Linked DNA regions of Homo sapiens: all the other regions are linked to region 3. The links are chromatin contacts, found by Hi-C or POLR2A ChIA-PET in ENCODE. All regions are on one chromosome and are shown on one strand. The core of a region is the stretch at or near the end of the contact, and the rest is flanking DNA. Distances in the headings are between cores, read along the strand shown. Region 1 has its middle 26 kb from the start of ZNF627. Region 2 holds the start of ELOF1 (elongation factor 1). Region 3 holds the start of ZNF700 (zinc finger protein 700). Region 4 holds the start of ECSIT (ECSIT signaling integrator).

Region 1 (7,345 bases), core at 859-3,358, 300 kb after region 3:
TCACTCCCTGGCACCGGGCTCCTTGAAGTTATCTACTGAGAAAATTAGTGCCTATTGTCCAAAGGATGCAGTCTCACAAGCCTGCTGTGAACCAAACAGAACCAAACGGCCAACTGACAATTACCCGACAATCACTCCCTCTTTTCTCACTATCCCTTTGGCCTAATAAATACGGAGGACTGTGTAAAGCTCGGGGCCCTTGTCCACTAGAGGCAAGGTGCTGCCCCCATCCCTTCTTCCAAATATACTCTTTTGTCTCTTGTCTTTTATTCCCACGTTCGCCCCCCTTTGTTCAGTCCCCCTAGGTCCGTGCAGGTTACACAGTGGCACCCCAAACAGCGACAGGATCGGAAGCTCTATAAGTGGCACTCGAACAGGCGGCAGTCCAAACACGGGACTATGAGGACGTGAACGAAGAAGGTCTGCTGGAGTAGAGGAACTGAAATTGACAAGACGCACGGGGACTCCGGGATGAGTCTGCCGATAGCGTATGTAAGGTCAGTGCCCTAAAGAAGTACTGGGGGCAGTGCTTTAAAGAAGTACTGGGAAGGGGAAGTTTTCTGAATCAGGTTAACAAGGGGAAGAATTTGTCTACTGAAGAAAAACATTATGTGCACTTGCTTAAGTTTCTGTTGAGACAGTCTGGAGCTCAGGTTAATTCGCAGGCACTAACTAACCTCCTGCAGAAGCCACAAATGGTTATTCACGCATCACCCATGGTTTCCACAGGCAGGCACTCTTGATGCGGAAAATTGGGACAGAGCAGGAGAAGGATTAAAACAGGCTCATCAAAAAGGTTTTAAAGTTGATTCTTCAGTTTTCTCCACTTGGAGTTTAGTTCATACTGTACTTCTGCCATTAGCTCCTTATTATTCTGCGGGACAGCAGGCTGAGTCTAAAAATCTGAAAGAATCTGTTGTCCCACCCACAGCGCCAACTGAAAATAAAAAACAGGTGAGGGAGGATAAAAATTGGCCTATACCGCCTCCTCCAATCGCAGAAACATCTGTACTGCCTCCTTCAGTAGCAGAAATAGAGACCCCAAAACAAACAACTTTATGCTCTGCTGCCATAGCTGGAGAGCCCTTAGGACCTTGCACTTTTCCTATTTCCGTAAGGCCCGATTCAAATAATCCACAGCAGTTTATTCATGAACACACCCCACTAGAATTTAAGTTGTTGAAGGAATTAAAAACTAGTGTGGTCAATAATGGAGTACATAAGCCCATGGTTCCCGGAAGAAGGAACGCTAGGCTTAGAACTCTGGGAATGAGTGGGGAGAAATCTTGAACAACATCAGGTGCAAAGGCATCAGGTCCCAGTAAAATCTTTAACGTTATGGGCTTTAATTAGAGCAGTCCTGGCTCAGTTTACACACAGAAGAGCCTAAAAAGAGGAAGGAGGAGAAAACGTCACCTGCCTTATCACCTTCTCTTCCCTCAGCCCCAATATCACTGGGCCAAAAATAACAAAGAGGAAACAGAGGTCTTACCTAAGCCTCCTCCTCCAATAGATAGGAAAAAGGACAGAGGATACGCTACAGCTATCAGTCCCTGTCTTGAGCAGGCAGCATTAGAAGGAGAGCTCTTAACCTGCTCAGTAATGCAAAATCGGCAAGGCAAGCAGGTGTATGTCTGTAAAAAGATAAGAAAGGCCGGGCGAGGTGGCTCATGCCTGTAATCCCAGCACTTTGGGAGGCTGAGGCGGGCAGATCACCTGAGGTGGGCAGATCACCTGAGGTCGGGAGTTCGAAACCAGCCTGAGCAACATGGAGAAACCCTGTCTCTACTAAAAATACAAAATTAGCCGGGCGTGGTGGCAAGTGCCTGTAATCCCAGCTACTCGGGAGGCTGAGGCAGGAGAATCGCTTGAACTTGGAAGGCGGAGGTTGCGGTGAGCCGAGATCGCGCCATTGCACTCCAGCCTGGGCAACAAGAGCAAAAACTCCGTCTCAAAAAAAAAGAAAGAAAAAAGGCATTAGAAGCCGAAACCGCGCGACCAAGCAAGCGGTGGGCGGAATAGAAGGTTCAGCAGCAGAAAAGCTGGCAGCGACCAAGCCCACAAGGTCCGCCCAGGCTGGCAGCATGCCCCACCCCCGGCAAAGGAGGGAGGGAGCGGCGCAGACACAGGCAAAACCTGAGCAAGTACAATGCGGCCGCCGCCAAGGACCTGCACCGCAGCCCTCTGGCTCTGTGAGCAGCCCATAGCAAAAGTTCATGTGTTACGTACGTCCCAGACTATGATTCTCTGCTAAGATTTAAGTAAAATGTAAGAATTTGAAAAACCTCTTTTCTAATAATGGCCACTGTTATCTCTCTCCTACCCCTAAGGTAGCTTTCCAAATTCAATTTAAGTAAAACAGTAACCTCTGAAGGGAAAGAGATTACAGAGGGCCCACGAATTCATTAATGAGTAATTAAAAGCTAGGCATGTAAAACCACACATTACCCTTTAAAGGAGAACTTTAAACCTAATTAAATGATATTTGTCAAATTAGAAGGTAAAAATGTTGTGTCCTTCTCAGAAAGTGAAGAAAAGTTGTAAGTGTAGTGAAAACTTATGCATGAATGACTGTCTTACCCACTGATTACAGATAGTGTGATTTGTACTTGCTAAAAGAGTCCTAAATTGAGTTCCCCAGCCAGTGAGTCACTGTTTTCAAGACTGTTTGCCAGATTAAAGTCCATAAACTTGGTCAGCCCAAAAACTCAATTACAAGATTTAAGCTATTCCGCCCGTGGTTTTAAGCACATGGTTAAAGTATATCATTTAAGTCTCTGCTTCTAGAGACGCGTTCAGATTTTCTTTTTAAACTTATTACTATTTCAGCTAGCAATCTTAATGATTAATGCAGTCCAAATGCTAAGTTATGACCCTCATATCATCAGGATTCGTTTAAGTAAAAGGCAATTCGAAGCGGTATTTCACTCCCCCATACCTAAGGCTTTAACACGGTTTACTGATGGGTCTGGTAAACATGGAAAAGCAGCAGGCTAGTAGAGACCACATAATTCAATCACTCGATCTGAGTTTACTAGCACTCAGAGAGCTAAGGTTACTCTGTTTATTTATTTATTTATTTATTTTTGAGACGGAGGCTCGCTCTGTCGCTCAGTCTGGAGTGCAGTGGTGCGATCTCCACTCACTGCAAGCTCCGCCTCCCGGGTTCACGCCATTCTCCTGCCTCAGCCTCCCGAGTAGCTGGGACTACAGGCACCTGCCACCGCGCCCGGCTAATTTTTTGTATTTTTAGTAGAGACGGGGTTTCGCTGTGTTAGCCAGGATGGTCTGGATCTCCTGACCTCGTGATCCGCTCGCCTCGGCCTCCCAAAGTGCTGGGATTACAGGCGTGGGCCACCGCGCCCGTCCTATCAGGTTACTCTGTTTATTTATTAAAGAACTTTTACAACTTTAAGCTTGCTCTGGACTTTGCAGCCTTATGTTGCAAATATAGCCATCAATTTATGGGGTCGAGACTTACAGCATGGGATAGGAGACTTACAAATGAAAACTTTGATAATCCAGGATTTAAAATGTTGAAGAACATGGGATATCAGAGTGAAAAAGGTTTAGGGAAATTTCTACAATGAAATCCTAACCCGATATCAGTAACTGGAAAAACAGATAGAAAAGGGCTAGGACACAAGGATTTCTGACGGGGGGGTCATTGATATTTGATATTTCTCCTTTGCCCACTGCCTTACCATTAGAATGGCTCAGTGACAAACCTGTGTGGGTGGATCAATGGCCCCTATCACAAAAGAAGCTAGATGAACTTCATCTGTTGGTAAAAGAGCAATTGAACACAGGACATATAGAAAAGTCAGTTAGCAGGCCGGGCGCGGTGGCTCACGCCTGTAATCCCAGCACTTTGGGAGGCCCAAGCGGGAGGATCACGAGGTCAGGAGATCGAGACCATCCTGGCTAACACAGTGAAACCCCGTCTCCACTAAAAATACAAAAAAAATAGCTGGGCATGGTTGCAGGCGCCTGTAGTCCCAGCTACTTGGGAGGCTGAGGCAGGAGAATGGCATGAACCCGGGAGACAGAGCTTTACTCCAGCGTGGGCGACAGAGCGAGACTGTCTCAAAAAAAAAAAGAAAAGTCAGTTAGCCCCTGGAATTCTCCAGTATTTGTGATTCCAAAAAGGTCCCAAAACAATAACGACCTCTGGGGTTTCAGCTCAACATTCAGAGCTAACTGCAGTCATTCAGGTTTTACAGCTCACAGCTTCAGATCCTATCAACATTGTCTGTGATTCAGCTTATGTTGTAAATGTAGCCAGTCGCGTAGAAACTGCTACAGTTAAAAGTACACTAGACCCAGAACTGCTTAATTTATTTCACTTATTCTCAAATGCTGCATGCTACATGCCAAACAGGTGAGACAGCTGGTCATGTATGGTGACATCATCTGTCATCATTTGCTCATATGGGAATACCTAAACAATTAAAAACTAACAATGGACCCACTTATACTGGCCATGCTTTTCAAAATTTCTTACAGCTTTGGGCTATAACCCATAAAATAGAAATTCCTTATAATCCTAGAGGACAAGGCATTATAGAGCAGGCACATCAAACATTACAACACATGTTGAAAAAACAAAAAGGGGGTATAGGAGGCCACTTACCACCTCAATCAGAACTTTTTATTATTTTTATTTACTTTAAATTTTTTTGGCTCCTGGTCCGGATGGTAAGACTCCAGCAGAAAGACATTGACAAGTGTTAGAGGAAAAGAGGAAAGTTTATCTGAAAGTGTTATGGAAATCCCTGGAAGAAGGACAATGGAAAAGTCCGGTGGATTTACTGACATGGGGAAGAGAGCATGCTTGTGTTTCTACAGGAGATGGGCACACCGTTTGGGTGCCCTCAAGGTGTGTGCGACCATGAACGGGAGACGGGAGGAACCCAGGGTGGCCAACCATGGGCCCGGTCCCTCCAGTACGAGCCATGAGCCAGCTGAGCCTGGGTGCAAAGAGAGAGAGAAGGCCTAACAGAGTCACAACACAGTTCTAATGCTATGTTTTCTGTAAAATCAGATGGACCGCCAATCGGACAATGAGAGCTGCTCAGCCTGGCCTTACATTCTTTCAATTAATACATAAACAAAAAGGGGGATATGCAGGGAGCCGAAGGCCCGTGGGACGTGACCAACTCAGCATTCCGCAGGAGTCTATATGGGATCAAACAGCAAACTGTTTATCATGAATGCAGGATGTGGGCAAACTCACTGCCCTGCCACCAAAAGGTTTGCTGAGGGACATCACTCCCTGGCACTGGGCTCCTTGAAGTTATCTACTGAGAAAATTAGTGCCTATTGTCCAAAGGATGCAGTCTCACAAGCCTGGTGTGAACCAAATGGCCAACTGACAATTACCCAACAATCACCCCCCGCTTTTCTCGCTCTTTTGTCTAATAAATACAGAGGGCTGTGTAAAGCTCGGGGCCCTTGTCCACTAGAGGCAAGGTGCCCCCCAACCCCTTCTTCCAAATATACTCTTTTGTCTCTTGTCTTTTATTCCTGTGTTTGCTCCCGTTTGTTCAGTCCAATAGGTCCAAGGCGGGTCAGGCTGGTCTCGGACTCCTGACCTCAGGTGATCTGCCCACCTCAGCCTCCCAAAGTGCTGGGATTAGAGGCGTGAGCCACTGCGCCCAGCCGGCATTGCTTTTCTAATCAGATGAAGAACAGTGTATGCTGTCAACAGAGCATCAGGACTCAAACAGAAAGCCACATCACTGCCTTCCAAAAGTGGTGGCCCTCTGGTTTATGAACACTCTTTGGGCCTGTGCTACAATGTCCTCTCTGGGGTGTTTGTGAAGCATCAAGATACTCCCACAGTCAAGGCCAATAATCAGGCTCAGCTGTGTCCTGTTCATCTCCCTCACCCTGTGCTTCCAGTGTCCCCTACCTTCACTGGTCATCCCCACACAGCACCTGCATCCCAACACAGCACCTGCATCCCGGGCAAAATCACATTTGGAGTCGTGTTGATGGTGGGGTTTCTACTCTGTGGCCCACACTATCACTGTGGGTGTTGCCTTCAAGGGAGAAGGACTCAGTGGTTGGATTCAGTAGCACCTAACTCTGTATTGCCCTCTCTAATCCAAATGACTGTAGAATCTGACAGGCAATGACTCCACCCTTCACTCATGTGAATACATTATCTGGGGCTGAATATGTCATCTCCACATACAGTCATGGTTTGGTTGCTGATTGCTACTCTATCCTGTGATACCTGGGCTTTTGACACTGAGAAGTTTCAACAGGGATTTTCTCAACAAGAGCTTGCTGGACACCTTCAACGAAGTGATTGGATTGTTCCGTGGAAGTGTACAGACAAAAAGCTGACTTTTGCATGTTGCTTTTTACTCTGTAGTGCTGGCATAAGAGGCCTATTGATAAATTAGAAGCAAAAGCATATATGCCAGGAACAGTGGTTCATACCTGTAATCCATTCCAGCACTTTAGGAGGCCGATGCGGCCAGATCACCTGAAGTCAGGAGTTTGAGATCAGCCTGGCCAACATGGTGAAACCCTGTCTGTACTAAAAATACGAAACAAAAATTAGCCGGGTGTGATGGTGGGCACCTGTAATCCCAACTACTCAGGAGGCTGAGGCAGGACAATCACTTGAACCGGGAAGCAGAGGTTGCAGTGAGTTGAGATTGCACCACTGCACTCCAGCCTGGGTGATAAGAGTGAAACTCTTGTCTAAAAAAACAAAAACACAAAAACAAAAACAAAAGCATATTATTGGAGCAAGAAAGGCTTGGTTGGAATATTGATGCTGACTTTGTTCCCTTCCTAGGCTTGCATTCAGAAAATGTGCATAAATATATTAGTCTCATTAGACTCGTAAAGGAGCTTTTTAAAAGTATTATACAGCTTGCTAAGAAGTAAATTTACATATTTTAACTGAGGTACATAATGGAAAACAGTGTCCAGTACATCACAGGAAATACTTCAGTGTTCAGAGAATAAGTAAGGCAAAAACAGGTCCACAAGTCCAGGAGCCAGCCTCCGCTCACTGCAAGGCCAAGTCTTACGCTGTTGGAGAGAAACATGTCAGACACCAGCAATGTGAGACCATGCTCCTAGGTGGCTATGATGAATCAAGACAAAAAAAGGGCATTCTGTAACCATGTCTTTAAAACTGGTGAAAGACAGCATGTTCCAAATCATAAACATGACCCAAATTCCCCTCTTCTCACTAATATGACTGAGTGGTATTTCTCATGAATTACGTTTACCTCCACTCCATTCCTTTTCCCTTCTGGATAAGAACAGTTATGATTACCAAGTTTAGAATTAAGTTTACCTCATCACTGCATCAAATACA
Region 2 (7,406 bases), core at 4,073-6,572, 370 kb after region 3:
ATGGAGAAACCCCACCTCTACTAAAAATACAAAAATTAGCCAGGCATGGTGGCACATACCTGTAATTCCAGCTACTTGGGAGGCTGAGGCAGAAGAATCACTTGAACCTAGGAGGCAAAGGTTGCAGTGAGCTGAGGTCGCACCACTGGACTCTAGCCTGGGCAACAGAGCCAGACTTCTCAAAAAAAAAAAAAAAAAAAGTAGTAAATTATAGATGGGCGTGGTGGCTCATACTAGTAATCCCAACACTTTGGGAGGCCAAGGTGGGAGGATTGCTTGGACCCAGGAGTTCAAGAACAGCCTGGACAACACAGGGAGACCCCATCTCTAAAACAACAGAAAATAAAATTAGCTGGGTGGCACGCACCTGTAGTCCCAGGTACTCAGGAGGCTGACGTGGGAGTTTCGCTTGAGCCCAGGAGTTTGAGGCTGCAATCAGCTATGATTGTGCCACTGTACTCCAGCCTAGGCAGCAGAGTAAGGCCCCGTCTCTAAATAAATATATAAATAAATTTTAAAATTATAAATAAATATTATAAATAAAGTTTTAAAAGGGTAGTAAATTATGAAAATGTGACAAGACAAAGGGGTTTGGGCTAGAGCAGTTAATGGTGGAAAAATAACTAGAAAAATAAGGGTTCATTTAACAAGGTTTGTTTGTACATTTTTTCCTCAGCTTTGACTCCCTGTCTTCTGGTGATAAGAATTGTACGCTCTAGGGCTGGGCGCGGTGGCTCAGGCCTGTAATCCCAGCACTTTGGGAGGCAGAAGCGGGTGGATCACTTGAGCTCAGGAGCTGGACACCAGCCTAGGCAACTTAGTGAAACCCTGTGTCTACCAAAAATACAAAAAAATTAGCTGGGCATGGTGGTGGGCGCCTGTGATCCCAGCTATTTTGGGGACAAGGCGAGAGGATCGCTTAAGACTAGGAGGTGGAGGTTGCAGTGAGGTTGCAGGAAGTGGATATCACACCACTTCGCTCCAGCCTGGGCAACAGGATGAGACCCTGTCTAAAAAGAATTTTACTTTCTTCCTGGGATGGGGAGGGCATCTTCCATATGGGGGTTTATCTCGTTTTCCAGAGAAAAGAGGGAGGTCAGAGTGCTTTTCCTGCACCTACTGTTTTTCAAGTGCACTTAGCTGAAACAATCCATATGCCAAAGTGGCATATTTTGGAGTGGTGTCATCTGCCACCCTCAAAATGAAAGAAATGGTTCATAACAGCTCTAATAATTGTTCAACAACCGGCAACAATGCAAAAAACAGGTCACTAACAGGTGAAAAGATAAACAAAGTGTGGGACATTCATATAACAGAATACAACTGAATAATAATCATGCCTATAATCCAAGCACTTTGAAAGGCCAAGGCAGGTGGATTGCTTGAGTCCAGGAGTTCGAGACCAGCCTGGGCAACATGGCAAAACCTTGTCTTTACAAAAAACACAAAAATTAACTGGGCGTGGTGGTGCACAGGTGTAATCCCCGCTACTCGGGAAGCTGAGGTGGGAGGACTGCTGGAGCCTGGGAAGTTGAGGCTACAGTGAACCATGATGGTGCCACTGCACTCCAGTCTGGGTGACAGAGTGAGACCCCATCTCAAAAGAAAACAAAAAAGAAACAAACTGCTGACATATCCAACAACACGAGTGAGTTCCTTTTTTTCTTTTTTTTTTTTTTTGAGACAGAGTCTGGCTCTGTTGCCCAGGCTGGAGTGCAATAGCGTGATCTCGGCTCACTGCAACCTCCGCCTCCTGGTTTCAAGTGATTCTCCTGGCTTGGCCTCCCAAGTAGCTGGGATTACAGGCGCACACCAACACATCCAGCTAATTTTTGTATTTTTAGTAGAAATGGGGTTTCACCATGTTGGCCAGGCTGGTCTTGAACTTCTGACCTCAAGCAATCCACCCGCCTTGGCCTCCCAAAATGCTGGGAACATGAGTGAGTTTCAAACATCTTATGCTGGGGAAAGAAGCCCAGCTCAAAAGGCTACACGTTGTATGATTCAGCTTATATGACTTTCTGAAAAAGACAAAGTTACAGGAACCAAAAACAAATCAGTTAGGGCCAGGGGCTGGAGTAGGGGACAGAGCACAAAAGGGCAAGAGAAAAATTTCTTTTTTTTCTTATTTTTTTTTTTTTAAGACTGAGTCTTGATCTGTCACCCAGGCTGGAGTGCAGTGGCACAATCTTGGCTCACTGCAGCCTCCGCCTCCCGGGTTCAAGTGATTCTCCAGCCTCAGCCTCGCTAGTAGCTGGGACTTCAGGCGTGTGCCACTATGTCTGGCTAATTTTTGTATTTGTAGTGGAGACTACAAGGGGTCTCACCGTGTTGCCCAGGCTGGTCTCAAACTCCTGTCTTCACGTGATTCGCACACCTCGGCCTCCCAAGGTGCTAGGATTACAGGCATGAGCCATCACACTCGGCTACTGGTAAGAGGAAATTTCTTAGGGTGATGGAAATAATTGTCTTGATTATGGTCATGTTTTAATGATATACCTGTATGTCAAAACATGCAATTTCGGCCAGGCATGGTTTAAATATGAGCAGTTCATGTTCAGTCAATTACATCCAACAAAGCTGGGAAGGAGGGAAGTAAGAGAGGGAAGGGATGAAAGGAGAGAAAAAGAGAAAACTAATGTGGCAATCATGAACAAAATGAAAGATATATACATCCTGTGACTCAATGTCTTTGTTTTTTTTTTTTTTTTGAGATGGAGTTTCACTCTTGTTGCCCAGGCTGGAGTGCAGTGGCGCGATCTCGGCTCACTGCAACCTCTGCCTCCCGGGGTTCAAGTGATTCTCCTGCCTCAGCCTCCTGAGTAGCTGGGATTACAGGTGCCTGCCACCATGCCCAGCTAATTTTTGTATTTTTAGTAGAGACAAGGTTTTACCATGTTGGTCAGGCTAGTCTTGAACTCCTGACCTCAGGTTATCCACCCGTCTTGGCCTCCCAAAGTGCTGGGATGGGCCAGGCGCCGTGGCTCACGCCTGTAATCCCAGCACTTTGGGAGGCCAAGGCAGGCAGATCACGAGGTCAGGAGTTCAAGACCAGCCTGGCCAACATGGTGAAACCCCATCTTTACTAAAAATACAAAAATTAGCCAGGCATGTTGGCGCACACCTGTAATCCTAGGTACTCAGGAGGCTGAGGCAGGAGAATTGCTTGAATCCAGGAGGTGGAGGTTATAGTGAGCCGAGATCACGCCACTGCACTCCAGCCTGGGCCACAGAGCAAGACTCTGTCTCAAAAAAAAAAAAAAAAAAGCAAAAACAAAAAAGTGCTGGGATTACAGGTGTGAGCCACCATACCCGGCCATCATTTATTGTTTTTTATTTTATTTTATTTTATTTTTAGAGACAGGATTTCACTATGTTGCCCATGCTAGCCTCAAACTCCTGGGCTCAAGCAGTCCTCCCACCTCGGCCTCCCAAAGTGCTGGGGTTACTGGGGTGAGACACTGTACTCACAAATGTCATTTTTTGAAAACTATGCTTCACTAAAGATCCAGTCTTAAGGATACTGATTCAGGGACATTTACTGCATCATCACAGTGGCAAAACTCAGGAAAGTCCAGGAATTGTCCATCAGTAGGATAACCGTTGATTATACTATGGCAGAGTTGCACTATGAATCATGTAGCTACTAAAAACAAAAGTTAGGTATACGTGTATAGATGGTTAAGTGGAAATAGCAAGTTGCACGGTAACTGTATAGTATGATTCCATCCTGTGTGTATTCTAGTTTGCTCCAGCACTGAAAAAGGGTCTCACAAGAGGGCAGTTCTACTGGTTACACTTGACGGTTACCAGGGTAACACTGCCCCCTAGGGGATATCCTAGAGATCCCTCTACAGACAGCCCCTGACTTGATTATGATAGGTTTATCGGGATGTAACCCCATCGTAAATCAAAGAGCATCTGTATTCGAAATACATTTCATTACAAATTATCTTCCTGAACACTCTAATGCAACAGCTCTTATCAAGGTCCGCAGGGACCAGACCCTTGCCAAACTCAACTGTCAATTCTCTTTCCTCATCTTCTTCAACTCAGGGACACGTGACACAGCTAACCCCTCTCTCTCTCCATCTTGAAATATCTTTTTCAGGCCAGGTGTGGTGGCTCATGCCTGTAATCCCAACAATTTGAGAGGCCGAGGTGGATGGATCACTTGAGGTCAGGAGTTCGAGACCAGCCTGACCAACATGGTGAAACCCCATCTCTACTAAAAATACAAAAATTAGCCAGGCATGGTAGTGCGCACCTGTAATCACAGCTACTTAAGAGGCTGAGGCAGGAGGATCGCTTGAACCCGGGAGGCTAAGGTTGCAGTGAGCCCATATGGCGTCACTGCACTCCAGCCTGGGCGACGGAGCGAAACCCTGTCTCAGAAAAAAACAAAACCAAAAATAAAAACCAATAAAAGTCCTTGGCCGGGCGCGGTGGCTCACGCCTGTAATCCCAGCACTTTGGGAGACCGAGGCGGGTGGATCGCGCCTGTAATCCCAGCACTTTGGGAGGCCGAGGCGGGTGGATCACGAGGTCAGGAGTTCAAGACCAGCCTGGCCAAGATGGTGAGACCCCATCCCTACTCAAAAAAAAAAAAAAAAAAAAAACTACAAAAATTAGCCGGGCGCGGTGACCGGCGCCTGTAATCCCAGCTACTCGGGAGGCTGAGGTAGGAGAATCACTTGAACCTGGGAGGCGGAGGTTGCAGTGGGCCGAAATCGAGCCACTGCACTCCAGCCTGGGCGACAAAGTGAGACTCCGTCTCAAAAAAATAAAATAAAATAAAACAAAAATAAAAAATAAAAATCCTTAACACGGCCCACGAGGCTCCATGGAATCTGGCCCCAGCCTGTCCACTCAACCTCATCTACTACAATCTGGGCACTCAAAATGTGGTCTGCGGATCAGCAGCATGGAAGTCACCTGGGAGCGAGTTAGAACAGCAGCCTCTCAGGCCTCCCTCTTCATCTGCTGGATCAGAACTTGAACTTTTTAGTTTGAGTAGAGCGTCTTCCATGCTTACAAGCTTCCCCTTCACCCTGATTCAGCCATAAGGTTATTTCATATTCCTCACTTGCCGCTCCTGGAAACTGACCAGAAGTACTGGCATCGCGCGTAGGTACAGGCAAATACGCACCGGCTCTTGCGCAGGCGCACTGCGTCTCCGTCGGAGCGCTGCTATTTGAGTACGCGTGCGCTCAGAGGAGCGGCGAAGGAGGCAGGGCCTATTTGCTGGGCTGTCCGGGATGGGGGTGGCCGGGACCTGAAAGTAGGAGAGGGGTTTCCGCTTCCGGCAGGAGTCGGAAGTCACTATCTCCCGGGTGAACGGAGCTTTCGCAGCTGGAGAAGGTGAGTGCTGGTGCGGCTCGTGCGAGTGGGCGTTGGGGGTGGGCAGGACTGGAAGTTCCTCTACTCCGTGCGTTTACGGGGTCCTGGAGGAGGCTCCTGGGACCTCGAGCTTGGGGGAAAGCCGGTCGGGGAGACTGACTCCCCCCGACCCCATCCTTCCAAGCGCGACTACCGGGACGCCTGGCTCCTCCCGGCGGCCGTCGGGAGGCGATGCCGAAGCTTTAGTGAGTCTGGAGGAACAGCCAACCCCCCACCTCTTGGGTACCAGCAGATTCGGGGGATGACTCCTCTGCCATCCCCTTTTGGCGCTCTTGGACTTAACGTTGTCACAGGACAGGCTGAGGCCTCTGCATTCCTTGTGCAAGCCAGACCCCATTCATGGGATGGGGAGACTGTAGTCCCTGGGCAAAATGAGCTTCTGGGGCTCATCCGTAGATTTTGTTTGGACTTTTTTTTTTTTTTTTGAGAGTGAGTCTTGCTGTGTCGCCGAGGCTGGAGTGCAGTGGCGCGATCATAGCTCATTGCAGCCTCGACCTCCTGGGCGCAAGCTTCCCACTTCAGCTTGCCGAGTAGCTGGGACTACAGACTCAAGGCTAATTTTTGTAATTTTGTAGAGATGAAGGGTCTCACTCTGTTTCCCAGGCTGGTCTGGAACTCCTGGCTTCAAGCGATCTTCCCACCTGGGCCTCCCAAAGTGATGAGATTACGGGCGTGACGTCCCAAAGTGATAGAGTTACAAGCAAACTGATTGAGTGATTTATTCAGTAATGGTTATTGCTGGGCACGGTGGCTCATGCTTGTAACGCCAGCACTTTGGGAGGCCGAGGCGGGAGTATCTCTTGAGCCCAGGAGTTCCAGACCAGGCTGGGCAACATGGTGGGTCCCTGTCTCTACAAAAAATACAAAAATTAGCTGGGCGTGGTGCCGCGGCTAATTTATATTTCAGAGGTAGAGGGGCAGGGGGAGGATCGCATAAGGAATGTGTGAGGGAAAAAGACATTGAGGATGAATCCAAGGTTTCTGATTTGATTATCCGGAAAGATGGAATTGCTGTTAGCTGAGATGAGGAAGACTGGAAGAGCAGGTTGCAATGTCAGGGGCTTGGTTTTGGACATGATATGTTTAATCTTAGGTGGAAGTTAGACATCAGGTGGAGGTGTGGCTGAGGCAGATAGATCAGAGTCTGCAGTTCAGACTCAAGGCTGGAGAAGCAGGTGGCCTCAGTGTAGAGTAGGCATGAAGCCCTAAGACTGGGTGAAATCTTCATGTGGTGAGTATAGCCAGAAAGGAGAGGATCCAACAATTAAACTCATGGGCTTTTTGCTCTGTTGCCCAGGCTGGAGTGCCTCGGCTCACTGCAACCTCCGCCTCCCAGGTTCAAGTGATTCTCCTGCCTCAGCCTCCCGAGTAGCTGGGATTACAGGCGTGCACCACCATGCCTGGCTAATTTTTGTATTTTTAGTAGAGATGGGGTTTCACCATGTTGGTCAGGCTGGTCTCGAACTCCTGACCTCGTGATCTGCCCACCTCGGCCTCCCAAAGTGCTGGGATTACAGGCGTGAACCACTGCACTCAGCCTTTTTTTTTTTTTTTTTTAGATGAAGTTTTGCTCTGTTGCCCAGGCTGGAGTGCGGTGGCACAATCTCAGCTCACTGAAACCTCCGACTCCCAGGTTCAAGCGATTCTCCTGCCTCAGCCTCTCTATTAGCTGGGATTACAGGCATGTGCCACCACGCCCAGCTAATTTTTGTATTTTTAGTAGAAATGGGGTTTCACCATGTTGGCCAGGCTGGTCTCCAACTCCTAACCTCAAGTGATCTGCCCACCTTGGCCTCCCAAAGTGCTGGGATTATAAACGTGAGCCACAGCGCCTGGCCCAAACTCACGTGCTCTCTTCATTGGAGCAAGTTGGCAGAGAGGCAGGAGCATAGGAGACTAGCAGGAGCCACCAGTGAGGCAGAGGACAGGGAGCACATGGCATCCTGAGAGCCACATGTGCTCTCAGGGGAGGAAGGACCTCTGGAATGGGAGGACTGCCATTGGGA
Region 3 (6,762 bases), core at 3,474-5,973:
TCTCTGCTTTCCTCTCATGTGAAATGTTCAGAAACAGATTTCACTGCAAGCCCTTGAAGAGTTAGGCTGTGGTATGAGGGTGGAGGATTTGAGATCCGGCATCCCATATATTTGGAAAATATAAGGGGGAACCAGTTGCCCTGGAAAGTGTGGAAAAATTTAAATAACAAGCAATGAGACTGAACTGTGTGTAGTGTCCTAAGGTCCTACCTAAGGACCCTGAAATCGAATTTAAATACAACTCTCAGAAATTACTAATGTATAGGGAAATAAAATTCATGCTTAATCAGGCACAATTTACCTATTACCTTGGAATTACATACCTAGAAATTTTCTACCTACATAGGCTGTTTGAACAAATGAGTCAGGCCGGGCGCAGTGGTTCACACCCGTAATCCCACCATTCTGGGAGGCCAAGGTGGGTGGATCACTTGAGGACAGGAGTTGAGACTAGCCTGGCCAGTGTGGTAAAACCCTGTCTTTACTAAAAATACAAAAATCAGCTGAGTGTGGTGGCACATGTCTGTAATCCCAACTACTTGGGAGGCTGAGGCAGGAGAATTACTTGAACCCAGGAGGCGGAGGCTGCAGTGAGCTGAGATCGCGCCTGCACTCCAGCCTGGGTGACAGAGTGAGACCCTATCTCAAAACAAACAACAAAAACAACAAAGTAATTCAAAAATTTAAGCTGGTAGATCTTTAAATTATCTTGAAGCAATGTGATCATGGGGTTGAGTGACCTGACACACAGCTTTCACATAGCTAGCTGGAATCCTCCATTCCCTGATTACAGATTCGCCTTCTTTCCTACCTATAGCGTTTTGTAAAATGTTGTAAATGACTGAAGGGAAACAGGAAAGACCCTTTCCCTCTCCACTATTTTTTTTAACTTATATTAATATGATTTTTCACAAATGAGATGGGGTCTCAATATGTTGCCCAGGCTGGTCTTGAACTCTTGAGATCAAGCCATCCACCTGCCTTGGCTTCCCACAGTGCTGGGGTTACAGGTGTGAGCCATCCTACCAGGCCCCTCTTCACTACTGATCTCTGTAGTAAGACTACAGAGACTACTTTCTTTTTTTTTTTTTTTTTTTTGAGACGGAGTCTCGCTCTGTCGCCCAGGCTGGAATGCAGTGGCGGGATCTCGGCTCACTGCAAGCTCCGCCTCCCGGGTTCACGCCATTCTCCTGCCTCAGCCTCCCAAGTAGCTGGGACTACAGGCGCCCGCCACTACGCCCGGCTAATTTTTTGTATTTTTAGTAGAGACGGGGTTTCACCGTTTTAGCCGGGATGGTCTCGATCTCCTGACCTCGTGATCCGCCCGCCTCGGCCTCCCAAAGTGCTGGGATTACAGGCGTGAGCCACCGCGCCCGGCCCAGAGACTACTTTCTCACACAAAGATTTCATGGCTATCAGATTGTCTTCAGATGGAATGTTAAATTCACTCTTAAATTGAAAAGGAAATAAAAACCAGCTAGAAAGAAAAGAAAACAAGCTCTGGGGGAAAAAAGTAAACCATTACGAATTAAGTTGTTAGCCAGGTGCAGTGGCTGATATCTGTATCTGTAATCCCAGCACTTTTGGAGGCCAAGGAAGCAGGACTGTTTGAGGCCAGGAGCCAGAGACCAGCCTGGGCAACATAACGAGACCTAACCTCTGTAAAAAATAAAAAATTAGCCAGGTGTGCTGGTGGGCAATTGTAGTCTTAGCTACTTGAGAGGCGGAGGTGCTTGAGCTGGGGAGGTCAAGGCTGCAGTAAGCCATCATCGCACCACTGCTCTAGGCTGGGTCACAGAGCAAGATACTGTCTCAAAAAAAAAAAAAATTGTTGTATCTCATACATCAGCCTTCTATGGAAAACATAATCCTGTTACATTTATTTGCCTTTTGCCTATACAAGTGTTAGGGAAGCAGGTGCCTAGGGGAGCCAGAGTAACACCAATTTAAGTTCAGCTCCATCTTGACACTAACAAGAAACACTCCTTGTCAGTCACAACCCATGATCACAAAATGTTTCCCATGAAGAAAACAGCCTGAAGATGCCTGCAAGTATCCTTACACTCCCACAACAATAGAATGTCCTGATGTCCCAATACCTATAACAATATGTGCTTTCAAGATAATTATAGTTATGTTTTAATGCACTTGGGTGCTAAAATGTAAAGGATAGTTTTCTTTAAATCAACAGAGTAATAAATTTTGTGATGCTGTCAGCCCACATGCACATAGGCACAGGTAGTTTATTCTTTACATAGAAAAGATCCCTACATAAGAAAAACTTAAAGACAGTACGTTCCTCCACTTGCTGTATGAGGATGCCCTACTCTGAAACAGAGAAGCTTTTTCTTTCTTTTTCCTTTTCTATTTATTTATTTATTTATTTATTTATTTATTTATTTATTTAAATAGAGACAGGGTCTCGCTGTGTTGGCCAGGTTGGTCTTGACCTCTTTCCTGTTTGTTTTGGTTTTTGAGATGGGGTCTCACTCTGTTACCCACACTGGAGTGCAGTGGTACATCCTCGGCTGGGCTGCAACCTCTGCCTCTGGGGTTCAAGTGATTCTCTCACATCAGCCTCCTGAACACCTGGGACTACAGGTGCAGGCCACCACACCCGGCTAATTTTTGCTAGTTTTGGAAGAGATGGGGTTTCACTATGTTGCCCAGGCTGGTCTCGAACTCCTGACCTCAAGTTATCCTCCCACCTTGGCCTCCCAAAGTGCTTGGATTACAGGCCTAAGCCATCATGCTGGCCCAGAGTAGCTTTCAATAAACTCTCTTCTCACTGCACTTTGTGACTCGTCTTGAATTCCTTCCTGTGTGAGATTCAAGAACTCTCCTGGGGTCTGATCAGGACCTCTTTTCCTGGTAATACAAGCAAGAACTTAACTTCCAGTTTTGGAGTACTGAGTCTATTTCCCTAGAGTCTGTGTTTTTCCCAAATGGGCCACTGCTATCCTTCCGCTTGAATAAACTCTTCCAACTGAAATCTTGACCTTTCTATTATTTCGGAGTGACAAGTCCAAATAAGGCAACTGCATCTCTGCAACCAATCAAGCATTTATCTGGTTTGTCTCCTCACGTAACTTATAAAAGCTTACCCCTAAACTGGTAAACTAAAAATAAAAACATACCTCTGGCCCGGCGAGATGGCTCACATCTGTAATCCCAGCACTTTGGGAGGCTGAGGTGGGTGGATCACTTGAGGTCAGGAGTTCGAGACCAGCCTGGCCAACATGGTGAAACCCCATCTCTACTAAAAATACAAAAATTAGGAGGGCATAGTGGTGCATGCCTGCAATCCCAGCTACTCAGGAGGCTGAGGCAGGAGAATCACTTGAACCCGGAAGGTGGAGGTTGCAGTGAGCCGAGATCAGGCCATTGCACTCCAGTCTGGGCGACAGGAGACTCCGTCTCAAATAAAAACAAAGTACCTTTCCAGCTAAGTGAAGTGACCGGCTCTTGGCCAACAGGACCCGCAAAAAACCCTGAAAATTGAGTGCCTCTGTATGACAGGATGGGAGGTGAGACAGGTCTCCTTATACCCTCTCCCACACATTCATGTAAAAATAGATAGAATGGAAAAACAGACTGCTTGTGGCAAGAAGATACTAACTTACAAACAAAACCTAAGGCCACGCAAGGCAAAAGTAAAGTCACGCCTCAGAATTCATAAAATCTAGAGAAACAGGTCTGTTTTCTGGCTGGGATGGAATCAAGTGGCAGATAACAGACCCCCTTCCTTCCTACCTCCTCCAAACTTTAGACAAACTTCACACTCTCAACCAGCTGCCACCTACAGAATCCCTCAACCACCTGTGCCTTCTAACCCCCCTTCCACAGGTCCCACCCTTTCTGCCAATGGAACTTACACCTTTCAGGCACTGATTCATCATTTTCCCTGCAATTCCTGTCTCTCTGAAATGAATAAAACCAAACTGTCTTGAGCCGCCTCGGGACCACTTACTCCAGGCTGCTTGGGGTTGTGTTTCCCTCGGCCAAGGTCTCTCCTATTCGGCTCTGAATAAACTTCTTTATTTTACATAGTTTGGCTTTTTCCGTTGACAAACCACAACCCAGGACGGGGTGTTTCTCATTCGTGAATCGCTGTTTGCTCAAATGAACTCTTTAATTGTTAACGTACCTCAGTTTAATTTTTAACAGGAGAAAGTGGGGACTGGGGGCCCCACAGACCACTGCTCCTCCCACGCACGAACCCCACACCCGAGTCAGGATGCCTCCATGACCCTCCCGTTGCTTCCGCACAATCTGGGGAGACGCGGGGCTGCGGGAGCGGAACTGCCCAGAGAGGGCTCCGGGGCAGGGGCCGCGGCCGCAGTCGCCGCGCAGGGACGGGACAGGACGCCCGGGTCCTGGCTGCTGGCCCAGCCCCGTCCAGCGGCCAAGGGGACCGAGGGCCGAACTGCTCAAGGAGGACTCGGTCCCAGACCCCGGAGTCGCCCACAGGGAGGCCCGGGTCCCGCCACAGCCGGTTCCCGCCTGTTCCAGGCAGCCCCTCCCCCGTCTCACGACATCTGGTCCCGCACACGCACCATTTCCCGGCTTTCAGATGTACCGGGGTCCTCTCTACAGCTCCTGTGACTACAGCAGGGCATAGCGCAGGCGACAGAGCGACAGAAGCCTGGGTACAGGCACCAGGTCCCTCTCGGGCTGGTCTGACCGGTTACCAACCGCCGCCCGCGCAGCGAGGAAGGTGAGGAAAGCGACCCCCTCCATTTCCGGATGAACTGTGGGCAGTGCCACGCCCCAGCACCTCTGATTGGATGAAATACTAGGTCCCGCCCCCCACATCTGAGTGACAGCTGAAGCCCTGGGTATCAGGCCCCGCAGAGCCAGACTGACGGATTCTAGCCACAGCTTCTCTAAGGGCGAGCTGCTTTCTGCACTCTGGTTATTGGATATTTGCATTTCAGCCAAACTTGCTATTGATAGAAGAGAACACTAGCGTCATCCTCACTCAAGGGACAGTCCCCGCTCCTTCGTTCTGCACGGGGTCACAGGAGTGTGCAGGGAATTTCAGACTCAGTGTCCATAGGAGCCAACTGCTGGCCTCAGAGCAGCAGGGGAACCGAGACCAGGCCAGGCACGACTGCACCAGGAGGAGAGGCATATGTCCTCGAGCGGGCCGGAATTGGGGATGAGGCGTGGCCAAGCCTTGCTCACACACCCCCATCCCCTTGTGAAAATGCTTCCTCCTTTCAGATCTTCATTTTCACCAGCAGGAAACTCTCACCAGGTTTTGTTTCTGACCTAAGTAAACTGTCAACTTCATGAACCCTTTATCCAGGTGACGCCACCAAACAATTCTGTCTCTAGCTCTAGCCTGATCTTCACACATTTTCTTTTCTTTCTTTCTTTTTTTTTTTTTTTTTTTGAGACGGAGTCTTGCTCTGTAGCCCAGGCTGGAGTGCAGTGGTGCGATCTCGACTCACTGCAAGCTCCGCCTCCCGAGTTCACGCCATTCTCTTACCTCGGCCTCCGGAGTAGCTGGGATTAAAGGCGCCCGCCACCACGCCCGGCTAATATTTTGTATTTTCAGTGGAGACGGGGTTTCACCGTGTTAGCCAGGATGGTCTCGATCTTCTGACCTCTTGATCCGCCCGCCTCGGCCCCGCAAAGTGCTGGGATTACAGGCGTGAGCCACCGCGCCCGGCCACACATTTTCTTTATCTATACAAATAACTCTGACCCCAACGACCCCATGCATGTCAAACCCCAAACCCTGCCCAGAAGACAGCTCCAGAGGTACAACACCAGAAAGGACAGAGACGCCACAAATGCGTCTGCACATGGGTCTTCTGCTTTCCAGGGCTCTGCAGCTTCTCGGAATCCACACCCTTTCTGGAGCTGCTCTGAGCAGCTGGAGGCCACTTGTAGAAGGGGGTGGGCTGCCCGCGAAGCCCCCAGGGAAACTCTCTTTCCCTCCCTTTGCAGGCTGCAGAGACTGTCCTCAACGTGGAATCACTGGCCTTGGGCTCTGCTGCCCCCTGCAGGTTATTCAGCTACTTCTCACCCCATCGATTAGTTTCGCGAGACAAACACCTTCAATCCCATTGTGTAAATAAGACACCAGCAGAGTCCCTGCTCTCCTCCTATGCTTATGTATAAAGTGGGGGAGGAAAAATCTAAGATAACTTAAGGGCATTTGAAAGACTTCCAGATCGCGGTGGAGGTGGCAGCTGAGGGACTCGCAGTCAATGACACTGCAGCACCTCCAGGCCAGGCTGGTGGGAGAGAGGGTGGAGAGCTGGAGATGGATGTGGATAGGTGGAGGGAGCTGCCCTGGGAACTGGGCTCTGCAGCAGTGCGGCTCTAGGGCCCGGAGCCCGGGAGAGCAGAGATGGGGGCTCCCAGGACAGGAAACTCAGGGAGGAGAGAGTCGGGTGGCTTCCATGGGACGGGGTGCTGTTGCAGCTTGTGTGAGCCAGTAGCTATCATAACTAAGCCCAATCGGGACGTGAAAACTTGGATTCCGTGGGAATTTATGAAGAGGAAGGCTCTGATGACAAAGAAGTCATCGATGAGGAGGGGGATGAGGGTCACTGGCAAGCTTGCTTCCTTATGGAAAGAAAAGTGAACACCCAACTACTGCTGCAAAATGGGATCAAAGGATGAGACTCTCGCTGTCAGGGAATAAACTGCTGCAGAACTCTTAGAGATTGCAAAGACCTTTCAACAACAGCCTGGGAGGCCAGGTGCCATGGCTCATGCCTGCAATCCCAACATTTTGGGAGGCCA
Region 4 (7,468 bases), core at 167-2,666, 400 kb after region 3:
TTGAGGCATCCTAAGGGTAGGTTCTTGCATCCTAGTCTCCATGCCAGCTCACTGCGCCACAGAGGCTGAGGGACTGCAGAAATGGGCTTATGAGGGCAGATAGCCTTCCTTCCCGGGGGACACTGTTATTGCCAATAGCCCATTTTATGTGCTTATCCACCTTAGTTATTAACAGCCTAAATCTGGTGCTTTCTGGGGGAGACCAGGAGCCCCCATTACTCAATCTCACCTCGTTTTATCCCATTTCCTCCAAAGACTCCACTCCGACCACACAGAGTCTTTGCTGTTGTTCCCAGTGCCAAAAGCGTTCCCCAGATATCCAGATGGCTCACTCACTTCCTCCGGCCTTTACTCAAAGGACACCTCACTGAGGCCTTCCTATTTATTTATTTACTGAGACGGAGTCTCACTCTGTCGCCCAGGCTGGAGTGCAGTGGTGCTATATCGGCTCGCTGCAACCTCCACCTCCTGGGTTCAAGCAATTCTCGTGCCTCAGCCTCCCGAGTAGCTGGGATCACAGGAGCACGCCACCACGCCCCACTAATTTTTATTTATTTATTTATTTTTTGAGACAGAGTCTCGCTCTGTTGCTGAGGCTGGAGTGCAGTGGTGTTATCCTGGCTCACTGCAACCTCCGTCTCCCGGGTTCAAGCGATTCTCCTGCCTCAACCTCCCGAGAAGCTGGGATTACAGGCACCCACCACCATGCCCTGCTAACTTTGTATTTTTAGTAGAGACGGGGTTTCATCATGTTGGCCAGGCTGGTCTCGAACTCCTGACCTCAGGTGATCCGCAGGCCTCGGCCTCCCAAAGTGTTGGGATTACAGGCGTGAGCCACCGCGCCCTGCCCTATTTATTTATTATTACTATTTTTAGAAACAGGGTCTCACTCTGTTGCCCAGGCTGGAGTGCAGGGGTGCAATCATGGCTCGCTGTAGCCTCGACCTCCAGGGCTCAAGCGATCCTCCCGTTTCAGCCTCCCGAATAGCTGGGACTATGAGCATGCGCCATCATGCCCAGTTAATTTTTAAATTTTTTGTAGATAAGGGGGTCTCGCTATGTTGCCCAGGCTGGTCTCGAACTTCTGGCCTCCCAAAGTGCTGGGATTACAGGCATGAGCCACCGTACCGGCCCCCTTTCACTTTTTGTTTTTTTTTAATTCATTTTCTCATTTCAGCCGCTGGGGCCTGCGACTGGATTCATAGACTATGACTCCCAAGTCCAGCCTCCCGGGCCATTTCAAGGTTCCCAGGTCTGGAGTGCGTCTTGCCTCATTAGAGGCTGGGCCTGGCTCGTTATGAGGCGGGTCCCAGATCCTTCCGCCTTCCTATTGGCCCACCTCGCGTTGTGGGCGGGACCTATTACACCAGCTTTCTTGATTTGCTACCTCCCTGGAGCTCCCTGACCCGGACGCTCTCTGGGCCAATATGGCAGCGCCCAGCAACAAGACAGAGCTGGCCTGGAGTCCGCGGCTGGCCGCGTGAGTAGGTAGGTCGCGCGCGGGTAGGCGAACGCGAACTGCTGGGCTGCAGGCGGGCCCTTCAGGACCCGGCAGCGCGAGAGGGCAGCCCTGGAGGGACCCAGCTGCAGGGCCAGGGCGCCATGACCTTTCGTAGTGGGGGCGGGGACGCGCTGGGAAAGGCCGCCTGTCTTGTGCCAGCCGCCTCACGCCCCCAGTCTCCCATTTTGCAGATGACCTCGCGAGAGGTCACGCCGCAAGTCGGCAACCGGGCAGGATTTGGAATCCGCGTCTGCCTTTTTCCCCCAAGAGACCCAGAATCCTGGCAGCCGGTTTCAAAGCTGTTGTACGTACACCATACCTCGGGGTTCAGATTTATAGGTGTTTTTTTGAAATTGAGGCTTGTTTCCGTTCAGTTGTTACTCGTTAGGCATCTGTCATATACCAGGCACTGTCCTTGGTGCTGGAGACACAGCAATGAGGAAGATAGATAAAAATCTCTCATCTCCTGGGGGAACCAGACTTTGAACAAATTAGAAATAAACGAAACAGGTGATTTCAGATACTGATAAGTTACTAAAAATGCGTTAATGGTGTCGGGAATTTCGCTTGAGCCCAGGAGTTTCGAGACCAGCCTTGGCAACATAGCAAGACCCTGTTCTCTACAAAAAATTATCTGGGCGTAGTGGTGCACGCCTGTAGTCCTAGCTACTCGGGAAGCTGAGGTGGGAGGATTGCTTGAGCCCAGGAGGTTGAGGCTGTAGTGAGCCGTGATTGTGCCACTGCACCCCAGCCTGGGCAACAGAGCAGGACCCTGTCTCCGAAACAAAAATTAATAGGGTGATGAGGGCTTTTAGAATGTGGGGAATGGGAGATGGTCAAAGAAGACCTTTCATTGAAATGACCAGAGACAGCTGTGGGCAGATCTGGAGGAAGAAAGCTCTAGACAGAGAGAAAAGCAAGTACAAAGGTTCTGAGATGGGATAAACTTAGTTTCTTTCAGAAACAGTGTAGCTGAAGCTGCCAGTGGTAGGAGTTGAGTTTAGAGGGGTAGACCCTATCTGATTTTATTTATTTATTTTTATTTTTTAGAGACAGGATCTCACTTGTTCGTCAAGCCTGGAGTGCAGTGGTGCAGTGCACTCCATAGCTCACTGCAGCCTCAAACTCCATGGCTCAAGTGATTCTCCTGCCTCAGCTTTCCCAGTAGCTGGAACTACAGGTGCACACCACCAGGTCCAGCTAATTTTTTAAAATAATTTTTGTAAAGATCGTGTCCTGCTATGTTGTCCAGGCTGGTCTTGAACTCCTGGGCTCAAGCGATCCTCCCCACTTGGACTTCCAAAGCACTAGGATTATAGGCATGAGCCACTGCTCCCTGGCTATTTATTTATTTTTAGAGACAGGATCTCAGTATGTTGCCCAGGCTAGAGTGCAGTGGCTATTCACAAGTGCAGTCATGGTTCACTGCAACCTCTAACTACTGACCTTAAAGGATCCTCCAGCCTCAGTCTCCTGAGTACCTGAGATGACAGGCATTCACCACCATGCCTGGATAATTCTTAATTTTTTTGTAGAGATGGGGTCTCTCTATGTTGCCCAGGCTGGTCTTGAATCCCTGGGCTCAAGTGATCCTCCTACCTTGGTCTCCCAAAGTGTTGGGATTACAGGCATGAGCCAGTGTGCCCAGTCTCTGATTTTAAGTGTGATATGCCGTTAGCGATTTTAGGCAGAAATCACTAATTTTAGTTGATTTATTTATTTATTTAGCGATGGAATCTCGCTCTGTCGCCCAGACTGGGGTGCAGTGGCACAATCTTGGCTCATTGCAACCTCCACCTCCCAGGTTCAAGTGATTCTCCTGCCTCAGGCTCCCGAATAGCTGGGATTACAGGTGCCTGCCACCACACCTGGCTAATTTTTGTATTTTTAGTACAGACGGGCTTTCACCATCTCGGCCAGGCTGGTCTTGAACTGACCTTGTGATCCACCTGCTTCAGCCTCCCAAAGTGCTGGGATTACAGGCGTGAGCCACAGCGCCTGGCCTAATTTTAGTTTAAAAGCTCCCTCTGGCTGGGTGTGGTGGCTCACACCTGTAATCCTAGCACTTTGGGAGGCCAAGATGGGTGGATTGCTTGAACTCAGGAGTTCGAGACCACCCTGAGCAACATGATGAAACCCCATCTCTACTAAAATACAAAAAATTAGCTGGGTGTGGTGGCACACACCTGTAGTCCCAGCTACTCGGGAGGCTGAGGCATGAGAACCAACTTGAACTGGGGAGGCGGAGGTTGCAGTGAGCCGAGATGCGCCATTGCACTCCAGCCTGGGGAACAGAGTGAGACTCTGTCTCCAAAAAAAAAAAAAAAAAGCTCCCTCTGGCCATAGTGGGGAGAACTGACTGGAGGCAGGAAGGGCAAAAGTGGGAGGCTTGATAGGTATCCAAGTCATAGATTGAGGTGGTGGCTTCAGATAGAAAGAGATGCATTTGGGATGGATTTGGAAGTAGTCACCTAGACTAGTTGATGGATTGAATAGGAGAGTGAGGGACATAGTGGACTCAGAAATGTCTCCTAGGTTTGTAGCCTGAATGGCCAGTAGTAGTGGTGCGATTGGATAGGATGGAGAGGATCAAGTTTAAGCAAGGATATCAGTTTGGAGCAAATTATGTTTGAGATGGCTGGGTATATGCCAAAGTGGCAGTTAGGTATAAAGGCTGGGGCCCAGGGATTGAGGTGAACATTGGGGAGCCATCAGCACACAGATCACCACTTCTCAAACTTTAATGCTCACAGGAGATACCAGGGACTCGCTAAAATGCAGATTTGGGCCTGGCGCAGTGGCTCATGCCTGTAATCCCAGCACTTTGGGAGGCCAAGGCAGGTGGATCACAAGGTCAGGAGTTCAAGACCAGTCTGGACAAGATGGTGAAACCCTGTCTGTACTAAGAACGCAAAAATTAGCCAGGCATGGTGGCATGTGCCTGTAATCCCAGCTACTCGGGAGGCTGAGGCAGGATAATTGCTTGAACCCAGGATACGGAGGTTGCAGTGAGCCAAGATTGCACCACTGCACTCCAGCCTGGGCGACAGAGCAAGACTCCGCCTGGGAAAAAAAAAAATGCAGATTCCAGTTCAGTAGGTCTGGGATAGGGCCGAGATTTTGCTTTTTTTTTGAGATGGAGTTTCGCTCTTGTTGCCCAGGCTGGAGTGCAATGGTGTGCTCTTGGCTCACTACAAGCTCTGCCTCCCAGGTTCAAGCAATTCTCCTGCCTCAGCCTCCCAAGTAGCTGGAATTACAAGCATACACCACACCCGGCTAATTTTGTATTTTTTTTTTTTTTTTTTTGTTAGTAGAGACAGGGTTTCTCCATGTTGGTCAGGCTGGTCTCGAACTCCCGACCTCAGGTGATCAGCTGGCCTGGACCTCCCAACGTGCTGGGATTACACACGTGAGTCACCATGCCCGGCCAAATTTTGCTATTCTAATAAACTTCCAAATGTTGCTGACACTGCCAGTCCCTAGAACACACTTTAAGTAGCTGTAGTTTTTTTGTTTTTGTTTTTGTTTTTTTGTTTTGAGTCAGGGTCTTGCTGTGTTGCTCAGGCTGGAGTGTGTGGCATGAACTTGGTTTACTGTAGCTTGGACCTCCCAGGCTCATGTGATCCTCCCACCTCAGCCTCCCAAGGAATGAGAACACAGACAGGTGTATACTACCATGCCTGGTTAATTTTTAAATTTTTTTATAGAGACAGTGTCTGGCTATGTTGTCAGGGCTGGTATTGGACTCCTGGGCTCAACCAGTCCTCCCACCATGGCCTCCCAAAGTGCTAGGATTACAGGCATGAGCCACCGAGCCTGGCCCTGAAAATTTAAATTAAGGTCTTAATCCTAGGTGCATATGAAAGTCATTGCAGTGCTTTTTATGTTTATTTTTATTTATTTATTTTTTTTGAGATGAAGTTGCACTCTGTTGCCCAGGCTGGAGTGCAGTGGTGCAATCTCGGCTCACTGCAACCTCTGTCTCCCAGGTCCAAGTGATTCTCCTGCCTCAGCCTCCCTAGTAGCTGGGATTATAGGCGCCCGCCACCCTGTCCCGCTAATTTTTGTATTTTTAGTAGAGACGGGGTTTCACCATCTTGGCCAAGCTGGTCTTGAACTCCTGACCTTGTGATCCACCCGCCTTGGCTTCCCAAATTGCTGGGATTACAGGCATGAGCCACTGCGCCTGGCCAGAGTGCTTTTTATTTTTTATTTTTTTATTTTTGAGATAGGGTCTCACTCTGTCACCCAAGCCAGAGTGTGGTAGCACAATCATAGCTCATATAACCTTGAACTGCTGGGCTCAAGTGATCGTCCCACCTCAGCCTCCTGAGTAGCTGGGACTACAAATGAGTGCCACCACACCCAGCTGGTATTTTTTTTCTTTCTTTTTTTTTTTTCTTTTTGCTGTTCTTGATCTCCCGGGCTCAAGTGATCCTCCCACTCTGACTTCCCAAAGTGGATAAGAAGCATGAGCCGCTGTGCCCAGCCTTCAGTGGGGTGCTCTATTTATTTATTTATTTTTGAGACGGAGCCTTGCTGTGTCATCCAGACTGGAGTGCAGTGTGGCGCAATCTCGGCTGACTGTAAACTCCACCTCCTGGGTTCAAGCGATTCTCCTGCCTCAGCCTCCCGAGTAACTGGGACTACAGGCGCCTGCCACCACGCCCAGCTAATTTTTATACTTTTAGTAGAGATGGGGTTTCACAATGTTGGCCAGGATAGTCTCGATCTCTTGACCTCGTGATCTGCCCACCTCGGCCTCCCAAAGTGCTGGGATTACAGGCGTGAGCCACCCTGCCAGGCTACTTTTGACACCCCCAAAATCCAGCCAGGTGCAGTGGCTCACCTCTGTAATTCCAGCACTTTGGGAGGCCGAGGTGGGAGGATTGCTTGAGCCCAGGAGTTTGAGATCAGCCTGGAAAATAGAGGGAAACCCAGCCTCTATAAAAATTGTAAAAATTAGTTGAGTGTGGTGGCGCACACCTGTAATCCCAGCTACTCAGGAGGCAGTGGTGGGAGGATTGCTTGAGTTGGGAGGTCAAGTCTGCAGTGAGCCATGATCATACCACTGTACTCCAGCCTGGGCAACAGAGTGAGATCCTGTCTCAAAACAAAAAATCTTAACTACTAATAGCCCACTGTTGTCCAGAGGTCTCAGTGATTACATAACAGTCAATTAACTTATTTTTTTATGTGAGCCAAAGATTTATGTCTTCATTTCTTGCATTTGAAGTACTCTTGGATGACATCCTTGGCCTGAGACTCCTTGCCATAGTCCTTAACTACTACACAACTGCAACCAACCACTTTACAGGGTTTCCCTTCTCTCAATTTTACAGAGCGCTACCCATTCCCCTAGTTTCTTGTTGTCATCAACCTTAATTAAGTTGATTTGGTGCTCAGCACAAAGGGACTCCACCAGCTTGACATACATAGGCTTATCACAGTTGGATCAAGCACACAAAGATGGGCTTGGCGCTTGTCTAAGGCTTTGGCAGCTTCACAGATTCCACGTGCTAGGCCATCGTGGATGAGGGCGGTCTTCAGCACCTCTTGTAAAGCAGTATTAACATCCATTACACCTCCAGCAGCAATGCCTCCCTCGGCCATGGCAGTGGGTTATGGGTGAAGCTGAATCTTGAACATACCCAAGCCTCCGCCTCCGCGCAACTCGGCAGTGGCAGGGAAAGGGTGATTAACATATTTTTTAATGTTATATATATATATAATACTATAATCTTACAATAAGCTGAAGAAAAGAAAATGTTATTAAGAAAATCAGGAAAACACATTGAATTTACTATTCATTAGGTGGAAGTGGATCATCATAAAGGTCTTCATTCTCATCGTCTTCACATTGAGTAAGCTGAGGAGGAGGAGGAAGAGGAGGGGTTGGTCCTGCTGTCTTAGGGGTGGCAGAGGCAGAAGAGGTGGTGGAGGAGGTAGATGGAGAGGCAGGCACAT

The links. A loop is a pair of places that touch in the nucleus more often than their neighbours do. ChIA-PET counts read pairs that join two places held with the same protein, here RNA polymerase II (POLR2A). Pooled maps may share reads with other maps.
Region 1: a pooled map shows a loop between it and region 3 (2.7-fold over the local background). The contact joins the enhancer-like site here to the promoter of ZNF700 in region 3. A Hi-C loop is called at or near these places in 1 of 37 single-sample maps with no recorded cell type and 4 of 50 pooled maps. POLR2A ChIA-PET finds 5 or more read pairs at or near these places in 3 of 52 experiments (PC-3, PC-9 and activated CD4-positive, alpha-beta T cell).
Region 2: a loop to region 3 is called in a map of GM12878, with 3 times the contacts of the local background. The contact joins the promoter of ELOF1 here to the promoter of ZNF700 in region 3. A Hi-C loop is called at or near these places in 1 of 168 maps with a recorded cell type or tissue (GM12878), 10 of 37 single-sample maps with no recorded cell type and 10 of 50 pooled maps. POLR2A ChIA-PET finds 5 or more read pairs at or near these places in 1 of 52 experiments (MCF 10A).
Region 4: a loop to region 3 is called in a pooled map, with 7 times the contacts of the local background. The contact joins the promoter of ECSIT here to the promoter of ZNF700 in region 3. A Hi-C loop is called at or near these places in 1 of 37 single-sample maps with no recorded cell type and 5 of 50 pooled maps. POLR2A ChIA-PET finds 5 or more read pairs at or near these places in 1 of 52 experiments (GM10248).

The regions. Positions count from the first base shown.
Region 1 is chr19:11,619,559-11,626,903 of GRCh38, reverse strand. It overlaps the pseudogene VN2R12P. Among named protein-coding and RNA genes, the nearest start is that of ZNF627, 26 kb to the right of the region's middle. RefSeq lists an enhancer at 2,766-3,266. Within about 2 kb of position 2,108, at least 13 of the 41 ENCODE cell types and tissues checked have a DNase peak (open chromatin) inside an H3K27ac peak, as active enhancers do.
Region 2 is chr19:11,557,146-11,564,551 of GRCh38, reverse strand. ELOF1 (elongation factor 1) reads left to right here and starts at 5,322. Exons shown (of 4, transcript NM_032377.4): 1 at 5,322-5,361. RefSeq lists an enhancer at 3,704-3,998.
Region 3 is chr19:11,923,068-11,929,829 of GRCh38, reverse strand. ZNF700 (zinc finger protein 700) reads right to left here and starts at 4,723. Exons shown (of 4, transcript NM_144566.3): 1 at 4,557-4,723. The coding sequence starts at 4,619. It also overlaps a transcript of ZNF69 not described here. RefSeq lists a silencer at 4,261-4,460 and enhancers at 4,851-4,960, 5,011-5,060, 4,508-5,080, 5,237-6,026, 6,027-6,762.
Region 4 is chr19:11,523,082-11,530,549 of GRCh38, reverse strand. ECSIT (ECSIT signaling integrator) reads left to right here and starts at 1,416. Exons shown (of 8, transcript NM_016581.5): 1 at 1,416-1,488. It also overlaps the pseudogene RPS12P32.